Regions from separate parts of the Homo sapiens genome. Here region 1 is linked to region 2. The links are chromatin contacts, found by Hi-C or POLR2A ChIA-PET in ENCODE. All regions are on one chromosome and are shown on one strand. Each heading gives the region's core, a stretch centred on a gene start or an enhancer-like site at or near the end of the contact. The rest is flanking DNA. Distances are from core to core; before and after follow the strand shown. Region 1 holds the start of H1-8 (H1.8 linker histone). Region 2 overlaps PLXND1 (plexin D1).

The links. A loop is a pair of places that touch in the nucleus more often than their neighbours do. ChIA-PET counts read pairs that join two places held with the same protein, here RNA polymerase II (POLR2A). Pooled maps may share reads with other maps.
Region 1: POLR2A ChIA-PET joins it to region 2 with 11 read pairs in CD4-positive, alpha-beta T cell. The contact joins the promoter of H1-8 here to the enhancer-like site in region 2. A Hi-C loop is called at or near these places in 1 of 168 maps with a recorded cell type or tissue (CD4-positive, alpha-beta memory T cell), 1 of 37 single-sample maps with no recorded cell type and 3 of 50 pooled maps. POLR2A ChIA-PET finds 5 or more read pairs at or near these places in 6 of 52 experiments (BJ, CD4-positive, alpha-beta T cell, CD4-positive, alpha-beta memory T cell and 3 more).

Annotation. Positions count from the first base shown.
Region 1 is chr3:129,541,776-129,547,762 of GRCh38, reverse strand. H1-8 (H1.8 linker histone) reads right to left here and starts at 4,588. Exons shown (of 5, transcript NM_153833.3): 1 at 4,457-4,588; 2 at 83-372. The coding sequence starts at 4,544. RefSeq lists a silencer at 863-1,157 and an enhancer at 4,548-5,049.
Region 2 is chr3:129,576,163-129,582,920 of GRCh38, reverse strand. It overlaps PLXND1 (plexin D1), which reads left to right. Exons shown (of 36, transcript NM_015103.3): 9 at 4,488-4,592. Among named protein-coding and RNA genes, the nearest start is that of PLXND1, 27 kb to the left of the region's middle. RefSeq lists an enhancer at 5,508-6,234. Within about 2 kb of position 5,365, at least 23 of the 41 ENCODE cell types and tissues checked have a DNase peak (open chromatin) inside an H3K27ac peak, as active enhancers do; they include CD4-positive, alpha-beta T cell and OCI-LY7, where a contact is called at or near this core.

The sequences.
Region 1 (5,987 bases), core at 3,339-5,838, 34 kb after region 2:
CTTCCAGTAGAGGCCGCAGCACTCACAGAGGCCAGGACCATTGCTCCAACCCTGGGCTATGTCCTCCCTCAGGGGCGCTTACTTTGAAGCTGCCAGTGGCCCCCCTGGCTTTGGAGTTGAGGGGCCTGGCGAGGAGGCCACGGCGCATGCCAGTGGCCAGCGCCTGCTTCAGCAGGTACTTGAAGCGGAGGACGTCCACTGTTGGGTACTTGTGCAGGATGTAGAGCTTGATAGCTGCCACCGACGTGCCCCGGCGCTGCTCCCCAGCCTGCAGCGCCTCCAGCACCATGCGTAGCACCGGGGGGTGGCGGCGTCCCACCGGGAGGCTGCTGTGGCTCGGGCCTCCTGGTGGGACACCGCCGTGGCTCGGGCCTGAGGAGAGATGGCAGGCCATCACCCGGGGCCCAGTCACAACTCAGTGGCAGGCATCAGCTGGCCCGTGGGGGGTGGGTGAGGGTCCAGCAAGGATCAGATGCCCCCCTCTCCCCAAGACACTGACCGCTGGCATGGGAGCTCCCGGATGGTCTCCCCTCAAGGCTCACTGAGTCTCTCTCTCTTTTTTTCTTTGAGACACTGTCTCTCTATGTCCCCAGGCTGGAGTGCAATGGCGTGATCTCAGCTCACTGCAACCTCCACCTCCTGGGTTCAAGCAGTTCTCCTGCCTCAGCCTCCCAAGTAGCTGGGATTACAGGCGCTGCCACCATACCTGGCTGATTTTTGTATTTTTAGTAGAGACAAGGTTTCACCATGTTGGCCAGGCTGGTCTTGAACTCCTGACCTCATGACCCACCCGCCTCGGCCTCCCAAAGTGCTGGGATTACAGGCTTGAGCCACCGTGCCCAGCCAAATCTCTCTTTTTAAAGAATGGAGTATTCCTTTAGAAAAACAATCTAAATTGGGTGAATTTCGTAACTGTGGGTTTACAGGACCTCCGGGGGCTATGTGCACATTCTCAGAGGCACCCAGACTGAGAGACTCTCCAGGGCACACAGCCGGGTTTCTTCCACAAATAAGGGGGGAAAGAAAAAGTGGGAGGGGCACCCTATGGACTAAAGGTCCTTAGGAAACCTCTCAACCAAATGCTCATTCCCAGAGCAGGATTTGAACAATCCAACTGGAAAAAGAAAGGCAACAGATAAATGTGAGCACTGGAAGGAAATATCGGATATTAGGGATAATATTGTTTCAAGTGTGCTAATGGTATTACAATTGCTTTTTAAAAGGCTCTTATCTGTTAAAGGTAAATATTATAAAAGATATTTACAGATGAAATGATACATAAATCCAGCATTTGCTTTGAAATAACCCAGCAGATGAAACAAGAGTGTCCACAAGATGGTGACTGTTGGAGCTGGGTGACGGGTACAGTGGAAGGGAGTTACAGACCATTTGGTAGTCTACTTTTGTATCCATTTGAAAGTTTTTTGTTTTGTTTTATGGAGACAGGGTCTCAATCTGTCACCCAAGCTGGAGTGCAGTGCCACAATCATGGCTCACTGCAGCCTTGACCTCTCCAGCTCAAGTGATCCTCTTGCCTCAGTCTCCGAAGTAGCTGGGACCACAGGCACACACCACCACGCCTGGCTAATGTTTGTATTATTATCATTATTATTATTATTATTATTATTATTATTATTATTGTTATTGTTATTTGACACAGGTCTCACTACATTGCTCAGTTTAGTCTCAAACTCCTGAGTTCAAGCTATCTTCCCACCTCAGTCTCCCAAAGTGCTAGGATTACAAGCATGAGCCACCATGCTCGGCCCTGAAAGTTTTCATAATAAAAAGTTACCAAAAAATTCCACTCTTCGGTATATACCTGAGGGAAATGAAAACGCATGTCCACACAAAAATGTACACATGAATGTTCATAGCAGCACTATTCATGTCGGCCCAAAGATGGAACCAGCCCAAACATCCATGATGAATGATTGACAGATGGATGAACAAAATGTGGTCGCTACCCATCCCGTGGAATATTATCCAGCCATACAAAGGAGTGAAGCCCTGGCTACGACATGGAGGAGCCCTGAAACATGCAAAGTGAAAAAAGGCAGTCAGAAAAAGCCACATACTGTCTGATTCCATTTATATGAAATGTCCAGAATAAGAAGTCCATAGATGCAGAAAGCAGATTGGTGGTTGCCAGGGCTGGGGAGTGGGGGTGGAGAGTGACTGCTAATGGGTACTGGTTTTCTTGAAGTGATGAAAATATTCTAAAATTGATTATAGAGATGGATACACAACTCTGAGTATACCAAAAGCCATTGTACACTTTAAAGGGTGAATTGTATTGTATGGGAATTATTTCTCAATAAGGTGTTATAAAATAGTTGCAAATGAAGTGGGATCAAGGGTGGGGGAAGCATGAGAAGTTGTCAGTCACCATGAAATGCATAAAAGGGATTTAAATATGAAACCGGATTTAAATGTGGTGAATGGAAATGTTGATTTCTGATCAATCTGCAGAATTTAAAGACTTAAATTCTGGGCAATATCGTGAGACCTCGACTCTACGAAAATCTTTAAAAATGAGCAGAGTGTGGTGGTGTGTGCCTATAGGCCTAGCTACTTGGGAGGCTGAGGTGGGAAGATTGCTTGAGCCTGGGAAGTGGAGACTGCAGTGAGCTGAGATCACACCACTGCACTCCAGCCTGGGTGACAAAGCAAGACCCTGTCTCAAAAAAAAAAAAAAAATTGGCTATATTAAAATTTTTTTTCAATAGAAAAAAAAAACCATGAAACTCTAGATCTAGAGCAAAATTATAAAGAGACCTAATCACTTCGACCCCTGTTGGGTCCTGGCCATGACGAGCCCAGTGTGGGAATATTCATTTGGGGGCCAAAGGCGTTGAGCTGGTGTAGTCCTGGGTCACTCCCGGGTTCTCGGGAGTTTCATTCTTCCCTCTAGGCCTCAGTCTTCCCATCCGTACAGTGGGGACGGGGGCCTCTAAGGAGGTCTGAGCCCTCCCAGCTGCAGTGCTACAGGGCTTCCCAAGGGTCTTCGCTTGGCCTGACTTCACGAGCAGCTCCAACCCCTCCTCTGCTTCCCCCAGACCATGTCTGTCCCAGAGAGCCACCCCCAGGAGTCCTCCCTCAGGTCTGTTCCCTCTCATCCCAGCCCCTCATTCGGCAGCTATTCCATGCCTGCTGTATACCAGGATGTCCAGAACAGAGCTCAGCCCCCCAAATCTGCCCCTCCTCTCTCTTCCAGGAATGCCCCATGCCCCCACTGCCCATACCTACCCAACATCCAAGCAAGAACTGGGGGCATTCTGGGCCCTTTCCTCCTCACCACACCCACTCGAGGCCTCCCCATAGGCTTTTCTCTCCATATTCTGGCCTCTCCTCTCCAACTCCCCAGCCCCAGCCTCCTCCCCACTGCCTCTTCCCCACCGCATGCATTCTCCTCGCTGTATCTCACACCCCTCACCTCCCTGCTTGAAACCGTCCATGGCTCCCTGTTCAAGATAAAAGTTGACCTAACTGAAGACCGCCTTGGAGGCCCTCCCACTGCTCCCCTAGCACTGCCCCAGCACTTCCCTCCTTCCCAGAAGGAAGATGCAGCTTCCGAGACAAGCTGCTGGTGCGCTGGCCTCTGGGCCTTAGCCCATGCCGTTTCCTCTGCCTGGGCTGCCTCTCTCCTCCCGGTCATGCAGGCTGCTCTCACTCATCCTTCAAGGCTCAAAATGCACCTTGGTTTGGACACCTCTGACTTCCCAGTTAACTCTGCCCTTTTACTTCTCGGCACCTGGACCCCCTCCCTATCTCCCTAGGTGTCTTGGCAAATAGAACACTTCCCCCGGCTGAGGCACACCCATCCTTCAGGGTCACCTCTTCTAGGAAGCTTTCCCTGACCTCCCAGAGTGGGTTAGAGGACTCCTCTGGGCTCCTCCAGCTCTGGATTACCGCCACTGAAGCACACATCACATTAGCAAACAGCAACAAGCCATGGGCCAGGCTTCCCCATCAGACCGGGAGGTCCTCGAGGGAGTGAACTGGGCCTGGTTTGCCTCGGTGCACCCTCATGTCCAGATAAACCCTGAGGTGTTTTTTGGTTGAAAATCGGAATGCCTAGCCCTGCATAAAATGCTCCTGCCCCAGTCCCTCCAACTAGCTGCCCACAGCTGCAGCCTGGCTACGGGCTACGGTCCCAGCAGGAAACGGGCTCCAGCTGGAAGGCCCTGTGGCTCTTCCCTGAGCGAGGCCGGCCCCAGCCCCCAGGCCCTACCTGGCCTTGCTACCTGTAGATCAGCTCTTCAGCCAAAAGGCAGTTGAGCTCAGCAGCTTGGTGCTGGGTGGGTGCTGGGTGAGTGCTGGGTGAGTGCTGGGTGGGTGCTGGGTAGGTGCTGGGGCCAGGCTGGGAAAGAACGAGAAGCAGGGGTGGAGCATCAAAGGCAACCCAGGGAGTGGGCTCGCAGGGATGAGGGAGGAGCTGCCTCCTCTTGCTCACCTGGCTTTTCAGATTCAGGAGACCTGGATGATCCTGCTGTGGAAGTCGAGGAGGGTGAGATGTCGCTGGTGACGCTCCCAGGAGCCATGAGACCGACAGGTGCAGCCAGCAGACCCCTCACCCGGGTGTGAGGCTGCTGGGCCTGCCCACTAGGCTTATATACCAGCAGCCCACCCCCACCACTCCAATCAGCCCTGATTGGGCTGGGAGTGCTCCAAGCTGCTGACTGGGGCTGGAGGTGTGGAATGGGGCACAGCATCCTGCCTTCTGTAGGGAGCCCCAGCTGGACTACCCACTCCTGTGTAAGCTTGGGGGTGTCGCTTGACTTCTCTGGGTCTCAGTCCCCATGGTGCAATGTTGGGAGCTGAGATGCTTGATCTCGCCTGTGCCCTCTGCCCACCAGGGGCTGGAGATGCTGATGAGGAATTGGGGTCACCTGTGTTGTCAGGGAGGCCGCTGAGGCGGCCCTCTAATCCTACCAGGTGGGCAATGGGCTGCCCCACGCCACTGCTGGCCTCAATTTCTCAAAAAGTAGCAGTTGGAGGCAGCCCAACTGCTACTTTTGCCCAGAGCACATGCCCCTCAATCAGAGTAGCCCCTTCTGAGGCCAGCCAGGCTCTCTGGGCCTATGCCCTCCTTTGGTTTTGTTTTTAAAGAAATAAATCAATAACGGAGGATGCTTCACAAAAGTCTTCATAGATAAGGACAACATCCACTGGGACAATGGACAAAGAATATAAACAGGCAATTCACCAGCCTAAAGGGTGAGGAACAGAAACAGGAAAATGGACACTCAACTTCCTTGGCATTTGAGAAAATTCAAATTGAAACAATGGTGAAATACTACTTTTTCCCATCAAATTGACAGACAAAAAAAAAAAACTTTCCAAGCAAACACCCAAGGCCTGGCTAAATCACACCCTTTCTGCAGAATATTCTGCAGCCATCTAAAATGACAAGGTGGGCTGGTGCGGTGGCTCAGGCCTGTAATCCTAGCACTTTGGGAGGCTGAGGTGGGCGGATCACCTGAGGTCAGGAGTTTGAGACCAGCCTGGCCAACATGGTAAAACTTCATCTCTACTAAAAATACAAAATTAGCTGGGCGTGGTGGTGTGCACCTGTAGTCCCAGCTACTTGGGAGGCTGAGGCAGGAGAATCACTTGAACCTGGGAGCTGGAGACTGCAGTGAACCAGGATCGAGCCATTGCACTCCAGCCTGGGCAACAAGAGCGAAACTGTGTCTCAAAAATAAGTAAATAAAAATAAAATAAAATAATATAATATAATATAAAATGACAAGATGGATTAAAACAAGGATGAGAGGCCAGGCATGGTGGCTCATACCTGTAATCCCAGAACTTCGGGAGGCTGAGGCAGGAGGATCGCTTGAGCCCAGGAGTTCAAGACCAGCCTAGGCAAAAAAGTGAAATCCTGTCTCTACCAAAAAATACAAAAATTAGCTGGGCATGGTGGTGTGCACCTGTAGTCCCAGCTACCTGGGAGGCCGAGGCAGGAGGATTGCTTGAGCCTG
Region 2 (6,758 bases), core at 4,116-6,615:
ATGTCAGTCCCTAGGACCCTGCAGTCTGACTCCATGCTTGTCAGGGGCCAGGCCTGCCCCAGCACTGCATGGTGGTTGGGTTTAATCAACTAAATGGGGTGGGAGCAAGAGGAGGAAATGTAAAAATGGATCAATCTAGGCTTTTTAGTGTAAAGATAAAGTAAAAATGGACATGCCACATACCTCGCCCCTGGTTGGTTTCTGAGACTTGTTCACTTTCCAGGTGGCCTCTCACCTTTGCCCAGGAAGCCTCTAAGGCCACCGCAGCCCGTGCCAGGATGGCCAAATGGGATGCCTGGGACCTTGGCTGGGGTGATAAGGCCTAGCCAGGTGGGATGTGCCAGGGTCCTGAGATCACAGCTCGTCCCCTCTCAGACCTGGCGCGTATCAGGGCTGTGGGTGGCTGGGGTAGGGCACCAGCCTTCCTGCAGCTCATCTCTCCAGGCAAAGGCTGGTCCTGCCCATATTCCAGATGGCACAACTGAGATAACCAGCATGGCACCTGGTGCCCTGGCTCCCTGCAGAAGGTCACTGGGGCCCCTTTCTGGGCACACATCCCGGGGAAGCAGCCCCAGCGCCCAGAGCCTCTGCAGCCCCAGCCTTTTTGCACTGAGCTCAGAGAATCTTCTCAGGAATCCCTGAAGCCCTGTCTACCCCGGCAGTTGCTAAGGAGGGGGCCCCATGGCCTCAGCCTGGAATCCCCTGCTCGCTCGCAGTGCGCAGCACCTCCCACCTGAGCCCCATAACTGCTTTGAAGAAGAGCCTGGCAGGGGCCATGCTTAATTCTATTCGAAGAGGGGCTTGGCAGCAGGGGGCTTCCAGCACTGGAGGAGAGCCCAGTGGAGTCGGTGCAGTGAAACCATACGGGAGCCCTGAGCTGCTCCTGGACCCCCAGATTCCACAGTTGGGACCCCACTAGGACTCCTGCTCCTGTCTGGGGACCCCATCTCAATCACGTCTCTTCCTTCCAGCTCCCAGCCCAGGGTTGTGTACACAGCAGGGGCTCGGTTATGGTGGTGGGAAGCATCACACTGGGCAGCAGCCTGCTTCTTGTGCGCTAACCTAGGGGATGCGAGGAGGACCCAGCCTCGTCACAGTCCGTTCAGCATTTATTGAGTGCCTGCTGTATGCCTTAGTCAGTACTGGGCCCTGGGAAAGAACCGAGTTGGACTAGTCCTGCCATCACGAGCCAAGAGCCTCAGGTGTGAGCTGTGGCTGTATGATCTTAGGGAAGCTACTGAATCTCTCTGTGCCTCTGTTTCCCCATCTATAAAATGGGACCTGCCTGAAGGGTTTGGTGGGGATCTGGAATTATGCCCGTAAGATACCAACTCTATACTTGGCACATAGTAGATGCTCACTACAAAGCCACCATGCACCTTGGGAACTGATGGCCACTCTCTGTGGGTGGGCCAGAGTGAGGATTTCAGAGAGAGGATTTCAGAGAGAGGATTTCTCTTGAGAGGGGACCTTCGTGCTGGGTCTTGAGAGATGCATAGGAGCTCACCAGCTGGGAGGGAGTTCCATGGCAGCGTCCTGTCAGATGGCTGTCCCCCAGGTCTGCAGTTCTTCAGGCCAGGAGCTGGGGTGGAGGCACAGAGGAAGCCTGTCTGAGAATTACAGTAACTAGCCGAAGAGGCAGCTCTGCCCCGGGCGTGCAGGAGGCTCTGAACTGATGTTTAATTTGGCATTTAATGAAGTGCCAGTTAGTCGTAGTGGTGCCGTGGTCTCTGTGTGAACAGCAGGCAGCAGGCAGCGGGATCTGCACACCACGTGGCCCCTCGGGAGCCGGGAGAAGTGTCCCTGGGAAGGGAGGTGCTAGGGCCTGAGTCTCCTGTCACGTTCCCATTGTCCCTCATGGTCCCCGCGTGAAAGATGTGCAAAGTGGAGGATGCTGGAAGGAGGGCTTCAGCTTTAGGGGAGGCTGGGAGGAAGGTGGATGTGTGCCCCGTTTGCAGGTGCCTGAGGGATGAGGTAGCTTCCCTGGGGGTGGCTTCCCAAGGACCACTCATAGGTGTAGGTGGTCACTACGGGCCAGTGGAGAGAGTGGGGTGGTAGGAACATGGGGGCAATTGTGGGGGTCCCTGGGGGTACAGAGACGTAGGGAGGGACCAGGTGGATTCAGGGTCCCTGGGTTGTTGAGTGCCTTGATGGTTTGGGACACCAGTTCTTCCCCTGGAGTTTAGGAGAGGCCCTGTGAGAGCCACGAGGACTCCTCCAGCCTCGGTTCTCTAGAATGGGGGTGAGCATCCACCTGGCCACAGGTTACAAGTGGCTAAGGGGAGTGGGGTGGCCCTCGGGGATGGTCACACATCATTCACTGTGGGGGCCCTCTTGTGAGAGCGCCTCCTGCCCTGACTCTCACACCTCAGCCCCACATCAACACCTACCCACCGGGTGGGCTGGGGCCAGGAGGACAGAGGCTGGGCCCCAGCCAGCCGCAAAGCAGACCTGGCAGTGGCTTCGAGGCCTGAGTGGAAACATGGATTCCATGCCCTCGGATTCCGTGGGGTTTACACACAGCACAGGATGGCAGCCTGCGGTCTGCAGGGGGCCCGCCGCTGACTCCGTCTGGGCCCCTCCTTGGTAGGAACACGGAGGCCCGGAGAGGGTCAGTGGCTCGTGTATTCTGGCACAGGGAGCCAGCAGCACCCGGGCCTGGCTATGCTGCTTCTCTTGCCAAGCCCCTGAGGTCTGCACCAGACCCTGTCCCTAGGGGAACTCACCACTCTGGTCTCGTGGTCAGCAAATGGTCTGGACAACTGGAGCCTTCCTGTGTTGCTCATTCCACTGTAGGCAAACTGCTTTGCTTCTGTGTGCCTCAGTTTCCTATTCTGTAAAGTGGGTGTAATGATAGTATCTACCTCCTAGGGTTGTTGGGAGTAGAATTTGGTAAATTAAAAGAGTGCAAAGTGCTCAGAACGGTCCCAGCAGAGGGAGGGCTAGATGAGCTGGTGACTGCCACTGTTATTAGCATTATCGTCATCAGTTCTTGTTGTTGGCATTGGCATCCCCTCGAGGTCCGGTTTTGGGCTGGGGTCCCTGAGGGGAATCAGTCCCTGTCCTGCTCTCATCTGGTGTAGAATAAAGAAGCGTCTCATATTTTGTCCCAAGGCCTTTGGCCTGGCTGGGTGACCTCACGTGGACACACGTGGCCCATGGACGCTTTTGCTTTCTGGCCTGATTCTAACCCAGATCCTTCTGCAACCAGCCTTGGGAAGGAGGGCAGAGTAGGAAGTCCCTGAGCTGAAGGGTGGTTGTAGTCCCCTTGGCATGGGTGTGGCTGCTCCAAGGTCCCCAGTCCTGCCCTGCTCATGGTCCCAGCAGGTCAGATTCGGGAGCAGGAGGAGGCAGGAATGGCTCACTGGGGCCACCAAAGCTGGAGAACACAGGGCAGGTTGGGGGGTCCATACCTCCCAGCTCAGAGCGATCACTAAGGTGGACATGGCGGGAACAGCCCTGCCTCTGGTCTCTGCCCCTCCCCCAGGCCTCAGTTTCTTATTCTGTACAGTGGAGCATGGATCCCAGGAGCCTGGAGACAGCAGTTCCCAACCAGGCCTTGAATCCCTGCAGCGGGGCTAGACCTCTGCATCTTAACACGCGCCCCAGCTCGGAGGACCCCAGAGTCAAGACACCTGGGGCTTCAGGGGCCAGCCCTGTCCTCCGCCCTCAGGCAGCTCACTGCTCTTGGAGGCTCAATCTCCCCTCCCTCCCTTCCATCCTTCATCCCTCCTTCCTTCTTTCCTTCCCTCCCTCCTCCCTCCTTCTTTCGTTCCATGAAGCAGCTGCTCTGCCAGGCCTCAGTGACTCCACCACCAAACAAGAGCCAACCATGTGCTGTCCCCCCATGAGCCCGGGGCCCTTCCTGGGAGTATCTGGGGCTGGCACCTTCACCTAGAGGCTGTGACTTATACCCGGGCTGTGGGGAGGGGTGTCCCCTGGAGACCGGTGGTATCTGGCCCTCTGAAATGTCCTCCTGGTATTCAGAGCCCTCCCTGTGCCTTTCCTATGGGCTGTTTGGAAGCCCAAGGTTTCTCTTTTCTGAATCGCTTAACACGGGTCAGTCAGGAAGCTGGAGTTTCAGCCCTGGGGGCATCTCAGGGAGTGGGTGCAGCCCCCCTGTTCTACTATTGGGAAAGGTGAGGCCCAGAGACAGGGAGGAGCTGGGCCTGGAGTTCAGCCTCCCAGCCTCGTCTGAGGCCAGGGAGCACTCATGGAGGAAATTGGCCCCACCACTGGGCGGGTTATGCCATCTGCCTGTGCCCACCTTCCTCATCTTTAAACAGGGCCAATGCGACCTGCCCATAGGATGGAGGGTGGTGGCGAGTGGGAGGCACGGGGTGGGGCTGGTGGCCGTTAGGACTGAATGACTAGTGTTTTCTCCTCAGGAAGGCAGGACTGAACCAGGCAGGCTGGGGTGCAGTGAGTCCTCCTGCCTCTTCTCTGAAATGCCCCTGTGTCACCCTCTCCTTCTGTTTCCTCTGCAGAGCCCTCAGGACTGCCCCCGGACCCTGCTCTCACCCCTGGCACCCGTGCCTACGGGTGGCTCCCAGAACATCCTGGTGCCTCTGGCCAACACTGCCTTTTTCCAGGTAAGTAGAAGCCAGGCCAGCGCCGGGTGGGGCCAGGAGGAGGCCGGGGAGCACGCAGGCCACTAACTGCCCCCATGTCCTGGTGTGACCCCTGCTCTGGGCCCACTGCAGTGCTTTCGCACCTGTGTGGGCTTTGCTTTTCTTTCTCTGAGTTTCCACCTTCTGCATGAGGAAGCCCCACTCTGACTGCACGGGGCTGCAAGAAGAGGAAGTGGTGAGGGCCAGGCCAAGGGGGACAGCTGGGGGCCAACAGCTGCCAAGGGAAAGCCAGTGCCCCCAGGCTCTCCTGCCCCGTGCCACAGCCGGAGGGTGGACGCTGCCCTATCCTGTCCTCCCTTAGCCTGAGCTGTGACCCTGGACACACCCACCCACCGCCGAGCCCACTGCCCCGTGGGTGGCTTCCATGTCTTCCCTGCAGAATGACCAGAGAACCCCTTGGCCACCCCATTCCCCATTGTCCAGATGGGGAAGATGAGGCCCAGGAAGGAAAAGTAGATGACGCCAGATCACACAACACAGGGCTGGACTTGTGCTTAGCTCTGGACTCCCCAACCAGTGCTCGTCTTTGCAACTAGCCCCGCCCCCACCATCTGGGCTGGGGGTTGGGGACGCAGCTCCTTTCTGGACCCCTCCTGGAGGCGCGTCCTGGGTGGGAAGCGTTGACGAGTCCTGGAGGCGTGCCAGCCACCCCCCTCCCCACCTCCCTGGAACTCGCCATCTGTTACTTCCATGGAGGAGCTGAGGCCCGTGAGAGCTGTCACACGTGGTGGCCACGTGCCGGGCATCTGGGATGTGTCGGGAAGCCTCGTGGCAGGGGCTGGAGCTCTGGGAGGGCTAGGGTGGGGCCTGCCCTCAGCCCTCAAGCCCCACCCTGCAGGAGTTGGGGCAAGCGCCTCCAGGATCAGCCAGGGGGCTGGGTGGGTGGGCAGGATGGCTCTGCCCCTGGGCCGTGGGCGCCTGGGATGGGGAGGTGTGAGCCTGACTTGAGTCCTGCCGATTCTTCCCAGCTGTGTGGTGGGGCAGCCTCCACTCTGACCGAGCTGCAGGGGCGCCTGCCCTCCTGCTCCCCAGGGCCTGCTCCTAGAACACTGAAGTCAGGCCCAGCGGTGGGGGCCTGTTTGCTGAGCCTACACCCTGGGGAGCTCTGGGACGGGCCGGGTGTGCTGTTCTGAGGTGGCTGAGGACTAAGAGGAGGGACCCATCTCCAGCTCAGCATGGCAGGGGACAAAACGGGCTTTTGGCCCCGTCAGCAGCCACTTTCCTGTGTTAGCTTCCGGGCTGGGACCCCAGAAGCAGGGAGGTTGACCTGCATTCTCCTCAGGGTGTCACATCTGCCAGCCACAGGGACATAAACAGGAAGCTCTGCCACGCAGCTGGCTGGGTGCTTGGCGTAATACACAAAACCTGAGTCTGTTTACTCAGCAAATATGTATTGGTGCTGCTCCTGAGAAGGCCAGATGAGCCTGGGGAACTGAGCCTCATGACACAAACATTATTGGATACCTCCTGCATACTAATGATAGCAAGCACATATTAGGCCCCTACCGTGTGCGGCCCCTTGAGGTACACAATCTCCAGTTTTCCCAGCAACCCTATTCCCATTGTCCAGGTAGGAAAACCAAGCCTCAGAGAAGGGGTCAACTTGCATGAGGTCACATAGCTGGGACATGCAGAGGTGGGGTTTGAACCCAGGCCAGGGCTCTTCCAGCTGCTTTCTGCTGCCCTTGGGGGTGGTGTCAGAGCGGCCGAGCCCTGACCGTCCCCGGTTGGCGAGGGGACAGGTAAGCAGCCAGGCAAGAGGCTAAGGGTGATGCCTGGCACACAGGGATGGGGGCAGCTCTAGGAGCTTCGTAGTGCCCCAGCAGACACCTGAATAGTTGCTGCTGAGGGAATGAATGAGGATCAAGTGAGGCACACCCCTTTGATTTGAGGGCAGCATCTGGGAAGGCTTCAGAACAGGGGGCTTTTAAGCTGGATCCTGAAGGCTGTGTTGAGCTTTGCTGGGTGGTAGAAAGGAAGACAGGTGTTCAGGCGAGGGGAGGGCTCAGGCAAAGGCCGGGGCAGGAGAGTCTGGCCGTGTTGGGCGTTGGGGCACGTCTGAGCAGGGCCTGGTAGGGCAGGATGGGAGGTGGGAAGGCTCGAAGAGCAGGGGAACCCCGCTGGGAG